Regions from separate parts of the Homo sapiens genome. Here region 2 is linked to region 1. Evidence: chromatin loops called from intact Hi-C (ENCODE). Cell type or tissue: heart left ventricle. All regions are shown on one strand. Links, peaks and the distances in the headings refer to the core of each region. The heading gives the core; the rest is flanking DNA.

The links. Hi-C counts contacts between places; a loop is a spot of excess contacts. Peaks named below come from ENCODE experiments on the same cell type or tissue, not always from the same donor. Only the 100,000 strongest peaks of a DNase experiment are listed, where the experiment ranks them.
Region 2: it touches region 1 in a loop (2.5-fold over the local background); 23 of 110 quality-filtered maps call a loop at or near these places.

The regions. Positions count from the first base shown.
Region 1 is chr22:35,428,917-35,434,294 of GRCh38, forward strand. It overlaps a transcript of MCM5 not described here. Among named protein-coding and RNA genes, the nearest start is that of MCM5, 31 kb to the left of the region's middle. In heart left ventricle, for the core only: a CTCF peak has its summit at 2,081 (motif pointing right); a DNase peak (open chromatin) is centred at 2,125.
Region 2 is chr22:35,928,892-35,934,269 of GRCh38, forward strand. The region is part of intron 2 of RBFOX2 (RNA binding fox-1 homolog 2); the gene reads right to left. Among named protein-coding and RNA genes, the nearest start is that of RBFOX2, 97 kb to the right of the region's middle. In heart left ventricle, for the core only: a CTCF peak has its summit at 2,236 (motif pointing right); no DNase peak of the experiment used is centred there.

The DNA.
Region 1 (5,378 bases), core at 186-5,185:
CAAGTAGCTGGGACTACAGGCGCATGCCAGTATTCCCAGTTCTTTTCTTTGACCTTTTTTTTTTTTTTTTTTTTTTTTTTTCTTTTTTGAGGCGGAATTTTGCTCTGTTCCCAGGCTGGAGTGTAGTATCATGATCTCAGCTCCCTGCAACCTCCGCCTCCCAGGTTCAAGCAATTCTCCTGCCTCAGCCTCCCAAGTAGCTGGGATTACAGGTGCCTGCCACCATGCTTGGCTAATTTTTGTATTTTTAGTAGAGACAAGATTTCACCATGTTGGCCAGGCTGGTCTTGATCTCCTGACCTCAGGTGATCCACCTGCCTCGGCCTCCCAAAGTTCTGGGATTATAGGCATGAGCCACCGTGCCCGGCCAAATCTTTTTGAAATGCTAGGTCCTAAGGTTATTATCTCCAAATTACAGATGAGAAATTGAGGCTACAAGACTTTGAGGAAATGACTCAATGTCTCAGAGGCAGAAGTGAAGGATCTGGGTGAGCCACCAAGGGTCGTCTTCTTAGGAGATATTATTGCCTTCAAGATTTCAAGATTGATTGTTCCGGGCTCTGAGATTCTAGAATTCTCTCCTGCCATTCCTCCTCACCCCTCCTGCCCTTGTTTTTTGTTCTTCCTTTTTTTTTTAAGATGGAGTCTTGCTCTGTCACCCAGGCTGGAGTGCAGTGGCTTGCTCTCTTGGCTCACTGCAACCTCCACCTCCTGGTTCAAGCAATTCTCCTGCCCCAGGCTCCCGAGTAGCTGGGACTACAGGCGCGCGCCACTGTAGCTGGCTAATTTTTGTATTTTTAGTAGAGATGGGGTTTCACCATGTTGGCTAGGCTGGTGTCAAACTCCTGGCCTCAGGTGATCCGCCCACCTCAGCCTCAAAAAGTGCAGGCCTGTGCCACCGTGCCCAGCCATTTTTTGTTCTTCCTTAGAGAACCAGCTCAGCCTAGTGCTTCTCAGCCAGTAGGCCTCATTCTAGAGCAAGACTTCTGGGCTCCATGCTCAATAGCTGTGGAATATATTACCCTCTCCAAATCTCAGTTTCCGTGTCTGTAAAATGGGTCGGGCTTTTCTGGTGTTAACACCGAAAGTCTTGCATCCCAGGAGCCCCTTCAGCCCTAGGCACACCCGTTGGTCACCCTAAAAATGGGGGGAATAAAAGCCCATCTGGAAGAGTTGTGGTCAGGTTGGGCTGAACAGCGTTCACTGGTATTGAGCATGGTACCTTTCAGGGGCCTGCAGAGAATGGGAGAGAAAATTACTGCTCCTTACACAGGGTGACGGAGTCCATGGCCTGAGTGTGACACCTAATGCCACCACTTCCAGCTGTGTGCCCTGAGTTCAGTTTATCTTCCTGGGTCTCTGTTCCCCCAGATGTTAAGAGGATTGATAATAGTGTGGGCTGAGTATAGTGAGAGTATAGGAAGATACAGTGAAATAACAAGAGCTTTGCCAGGAAGTGGGCACCTGGTGCCCGCTGGGCAGGAGTGCCTGTAGTTAATCATTATGTGTCTCAAAAGGTGTCAAAAGCTTCTGAACACTTAATGCTGTGTTTTGGGCCTGGAGCCCCAAAACCAGCCAGTGGGGACTTTTTTTTTTTTTTTTGAGATGGAGTCTCGCTCTGTCGCCCAGGCTAGAGTGTGCAGTGGTGCGACCTCAGCTCACTGCAACCTCCGCCTGCCAGTTTCAAGCAATTCTTCTGCCTCAGCCTCCCGAGTAGCTGGGACTACAGGCGCGTGCCACCATGCCTGGCTAATTTTGTTTTGTTTTGTATTTTTAGTAGAGATGGGGTTTCACCATGCTAGCCAGTCTGGTCTGGAACTCCTGACCTCCTGATCCACCTGCCTCGGCCTCCCAAAGTCCTGGGATTACAGGCGTGAGCCACTGTACCCAGCCTTTTTTTTTTTTTTCAGTCGTATTTCCATGCAGGACACAGAAGGACCAGTGGGGACTCTTACCTTGTCTCTAGCTTTGGTCTTTTTAAAAAAAATAACCCTGAATAATCAGGAGAATTTTTTTGATGAATGAGGGCACTCCTCTCCAGCTGTCCCAGGGGTGCGAGGAGAACAGTGTCCATGAGGGGGCGCCAGAGCACCAGGCCCGGGGCTGCAGCCTCCCGCACCCACCCGGCCTGGCCTGCAGGGCCAGCTCTCCAGGCGCTCCCAGGGACTTCCCGGCCTCCTACCCTGGGAATCTGGAAACTCCCTGGCTCAGACTCAGCAGCCCAGACGCTGCCTGGAGGATCCTCTGGTTCTGGGCATTCACCACTGGCTTTGTTTGGACAAAGGCTCTGCTGCGTGACAGATCCTGGGGGATGCCTGAGTTATCGTTATCATGCTCCAGCGGAAGTGGGTATCCTCGTCCTGGGTTACACACCAGGAAACTGAGGCACAGAAATGCACGGAGCCGGGGTCCAAACCCACGGATGCCCAACCCCCGAATCTTTGCCAGCAGTCTCTGAGAATCAGTCTGGATCTCAGAATGATTGTAATAATCTTGGAGGCTTAGAAGGCTAGACTCTTAGAAATATTCAGTTCAAATATACACGTGTATTATTTTTTGTATGGGTAGCGCATGGGTGAAAAGACAAAAGTAAAACCAGTCCCCCTTCTCTCTGACCGTCCCCAGCCACCCTGGAGGTGACCACAGTGATAGTTTCTCGGGTCTTGTCTCCTCCTGATATAGGACTCATCAAATCTTAGAATTAGATGGGATTTCTGGGTGACTCGGTCTCTGGAACCCATCAGCTTCTAGCACGCAGCCCTAAGGTTCCCACTGCCATCCCTGTCAAACTCAAACTCATGGGTGAGTTTGAGGATCTTGGCTCCTGGAACCCCCCAGCTTCAGGCCCAGCTACTCCTTTAGAGTTGAAGGGGCTGTTTTCTCCAGCGACCCAGACTTCAGTTCCCTCTGTGCCTCTCCTCCTCCAGGGGGCCCTCCTTCCAGAAACACCCTGCCTGCTTCTGGTGGTATAATAGAGGACACTCAGCATGGCACCCTCTCACTTTATGCCTGGTGATGGGCCTGATCTGTCGGGTCAGTGCCTTTCCCCAGAAGGAACGTGGTGGCATTTGTTGATTCATCCGTTTGTGTCATGGAGATAATGACCGTACCTACAATAAAGGGCGAGGTGAGCATTAAATGCATGAATGTATGCAGAGCTCTTAGACTAGTGCCTGTTACATTCTCTATGGGTTTCTATTATTATTGATACTTTTAGTTCATTCAGCTAAATTTACCAAGCATTCACAGGTTTCCGGGACACTGGGAATACAGAGAACAAAGCATGTTTCTTCCTGCTTGGGGGAGAAAGATCCAGAAAGAACGTCAGCGCCAGCATGAAGAGCCTTGTGAGAAAGAACAAGTGCTCTGTGATATTTCAAGAGATGGGACCCCATGGAGGCCTGGTGTGTGGGTACCGGGGTGGCCTTGTGCTTTGAGATGAAGCCAGGGGGTCTAGCGGGGAGTACAGGTGGCAGGCAGGCATCAGTTACATAAGCGCCTCACCCTGGGAGCTCAAGTACTGTGTGACGGTTCTGTTCACGGCCCCCACACAGAACGTGCTCCTTGTCAGTAGAGCAGAGCAGGGAGGAGAAGCACCAGAGAGCTGCTGCGTGGAGTCTGGAAGTATCTCCTCCAACTTCCTTGGGGAGGAAAGCAAGGGCCCAGACTCTTAACACCAGCCCATGTAGTCAGGTGAATAATTCCCAGTCACTATCTAGTCCCTGGCCCTGGCCATCTGCTCAGCCCCTTCGGCAACTCCAGCCTGGTCCAGCCTCATCTGGCTCTGTGTGTGTGTGTGCGGGGGGGTGGTGGGTGAGAGGCTGGAGGAGAGTGGAGGGGGTTGGGGATTGGGGCCAGGCAGCGCTGTGTGAGGCTAGAGATGGGAGGTCCTAGAGGGAGACCAGGAAATCAGGCACTCAGGAGAGCTGGGAGGGTAAAAGTTGCTGGGGGCAGGTGTCTCGGGGGCAGATGGTGGAGCCCAGGTGAACCCCCTAGGTTGTCTCTGTCCCATCATCCTTGATCCTCTTTGTTTTTTGAGACAGGGTCTCACAATGTTGCTCAGGCTGGAGTGCAGTAGTGCAGTCATGGCCCATTGCACCCTCAACCTTGTGGGCTCAAGGGATCCTCTCACCTCAGCTCCTGGAGTAGCTGGGACTACAGGCATGCACCACCATGTCTGGCTTATTTCTTAATTTTCTTGTAGAGACAGGGTCTTGCTATATTGCCCAGGCTAGCCTCAAGCTTGAGGGCTCAAAGTGATCTTCCTGCCTCCACCTCCTAAGTGTTGAGACTATAGGTATGAGCCACTGGGCCTGGCCCCTTGATTCCCTTTGCATGATAGAACTTCAACCCTTGGAGCCCCAGAGGATCCAGGCAGTATCAAGTCACCATCCATGTTATAGATGAGACCATGTATAACATCACCATCTTTAACACCACCATCCAGCCTTCAGATGAGATCACAGCCCTGACTGCAACCTCTCTGACCACAGCTCAGAGAGGGCATGTGGCATGCTCACAAACAGTCTGTTAGGGGCTTCCCCTGGGTCAGAACTCAGACCCCTCGGCTCTTAGTCCAATGCTCCTCTCCTAACCCAGGTTGCCTTTGGGGACCTTGGGGGGGTCTCTCATTTCATTGGGAATGCCTAATGGCATTGGTTGCCACGTGTTGCCATTGTTGGTGTATGTAAGTCGCTCTTCTGTCCTCATATCCCCACTCTGTCGTCCTGCCCCTTCTTGGGGGTGGATCCTGCAGGAGAGGGGGAAGCAGCCAAGCAAGGCTTCATTTCTACTTTTCCATCTGCAGGACCCAGGGCTGGGCACATTTGGTGCAACAGGCTGGAAATATTCTCCCCTACCCCACCCTCCCCATCCCTCCTCAGAGGCACTGGGCCGGGGACTGGAGCCTGTGGTGAGGTCCTTCCCCTCAAGCCCTGTCGGGGGCAGCCACTAAATGGCCCCAAGATCCCATGGACTCAAGGGATTCCATGTGGCATCCCTTCCCGTGCTGCAGAGGCTGGGAAACTTAACCACATTTCCAGACTCTCTTGCAGCTAGTGTTTCTGATGGCATGGAAATCCTGCCATTGAATGCAAACGCACAAGACTAGAATTTGGAACTGAGTTTCGTGGGGAGAGAGGCAGGGCATGGAGCATCCAAGCATCCATTTTGCTGTGTGGATGGTGGTAGAGTGCAGGCCTAATGCTGGAGCTGGCAGTTGTAATGGTGGCTTCTGAATTCCACAGCTTCTTGATGGAGGCAGGAGCCCTGGCATCTTAGCCCAGTTCAGCAGCGTTTTAGGCAGCTTTCCTGGATGCTCAGACACTTAGTAATAATATGCTTGAAAAAAAAAAGCCCTTTTTTTCCCTACTAGCTGG
Region 2 (5,378 bases), core at 56-5,055, 500 kb after region 1:
CCATACACTCATTATAACAAAAAGTTAGATAAAACCAAGCCACTTTGGAAAACAGTCTGTGGTTTCTTTAAAAGTTATGCATGAGGCCACGTTGTCTCAAGCTGGTAATACCAGCTACTCAGGGAGGCTGAGACAGGAGGATCACTTGAGGCAGGAGTTCAAAGCTAAATTGAACTATGATTGCACCACCACACTCCAGCATTGGCGACCTCATTTCTCTTTTATTATGATTATTATTATTTTATTTTATTTATTTTATTTTTGTATTTCTAGTAGAGATGGGGTTTAACTGGGTTAACCAGGCTGGTCTCAAACTCCTGACCTCAAGTGATCCACCCACCTCAGCCTCCCAAAGTGCTGGGATTACAGGCATGAGCCACCACACTGGCTTATTTCTCTTAAAAAGAAGAAATTATACATGAGTTTACCATTGCCTCAGTAATTCCACTCCTAGAAATCTACCCAAGAGAAATTAAAGTATGTCAACACACAGATTTGCAGGTAATTCTTCATATCAGCACTATTCATAATAGCCAAGTTGGAAACAATACAAATATCTACCAACTGGTAAACAAATAAACAAAAGGTGATACATCACTATAATGAAATATTATTTAGCAAAAAAAAATAAAAAATGACACAGTGATACATACTACAACCTGGATGAACCTCAAAAACATTATACTAATTGTAAGAAATCTCATGCCAAAGACTACATATATCATATAATTCCATTTATATAAAATGTCCAAAAGCGACCATTTTTTTTGTTTTTTTTGAGACATGGTCTCGCTGTGTTGCCCACGCTGGTCTTGAACTCCTGGGCTCAAAGGATCCTCCTGCCTCGGCCTCCCAAAGTACTGGTATACAGGCATGAGCTACCGTGTCCAGCACAAAAGAGGCAATTTTATAAAGTCAGAAAGCAGAGCAGTGGTTGGCTGGGGGAGAGAGGGAGGACTGGAGAGGGAGCAGGGAATGACTGCAAAAGAATTTGAAAGAATTTGGGGAATGAGGGAAATGTACTAAAGCTGGACTGTGACACAACTCTATACGTTTACTAAATATCACTGAACAAGTCACTTACATTGAGTAAATTTTAGGTATAGAAATGACATCTTAATAGAACTTTTTTTTTTTTTTTTTTTTTTGAGACGGAGTCTCACTCTGTCGCCCAGGCTCGAGTGCAGTGGCATAATCTCAGCTCACTGCAACCTCCGCCTCCTGGGTTCAAGCGATTCTCGTGCCTCAGCTCCCAAGTAGCTGGGATTACAGGCACCCGCCACCATGCCCCACTAATTTTTGTATTTTTAGTAGAGATAGGGTTTCCCCATGTTGGCCAGGCTGGTTTCGAGCTCCAGACCTCAGGTGATTCCCCCGCCGCAGTCTCCCAAAGTGCTGGGATTACAGGCGTGAGCCACTGCGCTGGCCATAGAGCTTTTTAAAAAGCAACAGCCAAATACATATTTATATTTATTTTCTCTACATAGTAACTCCAAGGGAAACAAATATGTAAGACAGGCAAAGTAATAATATTTTGTTTGGATATAAAATAAATAGTCATAATAATTATTATATATTCACAAATCAATAAATATTGATTTGACCCAAAAAATGGCTTTATTAGAAGGAAAGAGGTCTATAAAACTGCTAATTTCTGGGCAGGCGCAGTGGCTCATACCTGTAATCCCAGCACTTTGGGAGGCTGAAGCAGGCGGATCACTTGAGGTCAGGAGTTCGAGATCAGCCTGGCCAACACAGAGGAACCCCATCTCTACTAAAAATATAAAAAGTAGTCGGGTTTGGTGGTGTGCGCCTGTAATGCCAGCTACAGGGGAGGATGAGGCACAAGAATCACTTGTACCCAGGAGGCGGAGGTTGCAGTAAGCCAAGATGACACACCTGCACTCCTGCCTGGGCAACACAACAAGACCTTGTCTCAAAAAATAAAAATAAAATAAAATAAAATTGCTAATTTCTCATCTTCAACAGTAGGAAGCCAAAGAATAGTGCCAAAATTTGGACAAATCATGAAACAGCAGAATAAGCATATTACTTAGCATGGCAGTGAGCAGCAGAAGAAATAAAACAGTCTTTCCTGGAGTGAAAAGATTTTTAACTGTTTGAAGAATGAAATGATCTAAAATGTAATAGTAAAGCTGATTACATGGATTGAGAAAAGTGCTACAAGAACACTAGACACTACAGCATATACCAGACCTTCATCCACTAGAGGGTGTAAGGACAACACCACAGAAGGACCTAAACTATTGATGGGTGACCTGAGGTCAGATGTTGGACAGAAGCAACAGTTTGAAAAAGCTTTGCACAAAGGCTGAAAGTGGGGTTCTAGACAACCTAACAGGGGGGAAAAAAAGCAATTTCACACTTCCTGTAATTTAAGAGCAAAGCAAAAGCATGTTTAGTTAAAAAAAAAAAAAAAAAGAGGATCAGAAAGAAAATTATTATAGATTGCGAGATACAGAAGGGGTAACGTTTTACTTCTGAACCATTTTAATTCAGTCTCCAGCTGGGGGGCCTTAGAGCTTGGGTGGAGAGATGGAAAGTAGGGGAGTGACTGCTAAAAGGTATGGGGTTTCTTGTGTCCCGGCATGGAAGCTTACGGCTGTAATCCCAGCACTTTGGGAGGTTGAGGCGGGTGGAACGCATGAACTCAGGAGTTCAAGACCAACCTGGGCAACATGGTGAAACCCCATCTCTACCAAAAATACAAAAACTAGCTGGGCATGGAGGTGCACACCTGCGGTCCCAGCTACTCAGGAGGCTGAGGTAGGAGGACCACTTGAGCCTGGGAGGTGGAGGTTGCAATGAGCAGAGATCATGCCACTGCACTCCAGCCTAGGTGACAAAGTGAGACTCCATCTCAAAAAAATAAAGGCATGAGGTTTCTTTAAGGTTGCATTTTTAAGGAATGTAAGTATTAGAACAATGTTTTTCAAACAGGTTGCAATCCATTAGTGGGTCCAGGAAAAATCCAGCAGAAATCAATTTTGGTCAATCGTTAGTCACAATCGACAATTTTTTGAAGGGGACAGAAAATATCACAGTACTTAGAACATGGTTAAGATAGGCAGCATTTGGTAAGACTAATTCTAAGTTATAGTCAACATATATGTATGTGTGTATACTGGGTCATGACATAAAAGCAACTGCCTCCTTGGGGTCAGTCTTTTTTTAAGCTCAAAAGCACTAAGCTAGAACCTGAACACACTTACCATGTCCTCCATTCCACCAACTATCCCCGAGGGAAGAAAAGTAGTCATCATTTCTTCAATCAAGCCAAATGAGCACTACAGAAGATATATTTGCTGTTGTCCACAGCTCCCAATAAAAAAAAAGCCTTGAAAGTTCATTGCAAAAATTTGACTAAAATAAAGTTCATTTTCTACCCATGAAAAAACTGGTTAGAAAAAAGAAAAAAAAAATCTTGAGGAAAGAAAATACTTGTTAAGAAAAGAAACCCTTAGGTCATTTTAAATTTACCCTCTTATTAAAAGTAAGGCTGCCACTCTGAATTTAAATCTATAATTGTCTATGTTATATTTGTCAACTTAAGCATCTCCTTTGATGTTCCCACTTGTTTCTGCTAATCAATGGGACATTGTGTCTTTCAACAGAATTTTAGAAAATTGAAGAAAAAAATATAGTTTTGAGAAGTCATTGACAAGCATTTTAAACATCAAAGAATGGGCCCCGCGTGGTGGTTCACATCTGTAATTCCAGCACTTTGGGAGGCTGAGGTGAGCAGATCACCTGAGGTCAGAAGTTTGAGATCAGCCTGGCCAACATGGCAAAACACTGTCTCTACTAAAAATACAAAAATTAGCCAGGCTTAGTGTCGCATGTCTGTAATCCCAGCTACTCAGGAGGCTGAGGCAGAAGAATCACTTGAACCCGGGAGGCAAATGTTGCAGTGAGCCAAGATTGCGCCACTTCATTCCAGCCTGGGCAACAGAGTCTCAAAAAAATTGACAACATGACATTTTTCTTTGTATTTAAAATATGAAAAGATAAAATTTAGATCATAAGTTATTTTAACAAACAAGATAGAAAACTTGACAGAAATAAGTTACTCAAGAACTTTCAAGTCATATGAAGACTTCATGCTCCCACATTCTCCAAAGATTCCAGAATATCTTATCTTGTCACACCAGCAAAAGAACACTTATATTCAGAGAGACACTGACAGACAAATACAAAAGGGAAATACAAGACATGGAGGCTGAAAATCGGGGTTCAAGTCCAATTCTTTACTTACTACCTATATAACTAAGACTGGGAGATTCATTTGACAGTCTCTGTGCTTTGGTATTCTTTTATCTATAAAATTGGGATAATAAAGCCCAAGCCACCTAGCTGAACTATTGTGAAGATCAAAAGTGGATATACACAGGAGGGTTTTGTAAACTGTAAAGCAGTTAGCAGATATTAGTTGGGTTTTTTGTGTACCACAAATATATACATTTGTATTCATCAATTAATAAACAAAATAGTACACTACAGCTTAAATAATTTTTAATGATGAAATAATGAAAGCTTTCAACACTTAGTTTTGCAAGTATCCCACTGCTGAACATCCCTTACTTGGTTAGGCCACCCCAATGAAGCAAAACAAATTATCTCTAGTTTGTGTGTATCTGTTCTAATCCTCTTCCCTACCCATCCCCCAAACCGAGTTGACTCTAAAACAATAGAACAAAATTTAGTCAAGTAACCACTAAGGAGATACAAAATTGATGAAACAAAAGTAAGTCTTCCCTGTGGTTGATTAAAGTATAAGCCTCTTTTAATCAATTAACTTGTTAAATTAACTAATGTTCTCCAGTTCCCAAGTCTAATAAAGGGACGCTTTTAACAGTCTTAAACCACCTAAAACTAGTAAACAACTCTCTCCTATTTGCCCCCAAGCCCTTTCTTCTCCCAGTAGCTGAGTTGTATGCTTACCAAAAATCACTTGTGTTTATTCACCTGCCAGTTTATAGAAGTCGTAAGTTCTTATAATTATATAATTAAATGTTATATATATATATATATATATATATATACACACATCAATGAAATAAATTAGAAAATTTCCTTGAAAATAACTAATGTGAATGCTTTGTGAAAAATAAGTCAAGACACTGAAAACTTAGGCTCAAATTAGATGTGGGCAGGATAACTGTAAAAGACCGGGCAAGAAGGGAAAACCATACAAATCTAGATAGACAGTTTCACCCAAATTGCTCTGAATGTCATCAAGACCGTGTTCCTCTTTAAAAAAAAAAACAAATTAGAACTCACAGATGATGCTCTGGGAGCACAGTTTATGCAAAAAATTCAAGTAGTATTTCAATCACATCTATATATAAGGATCTTGA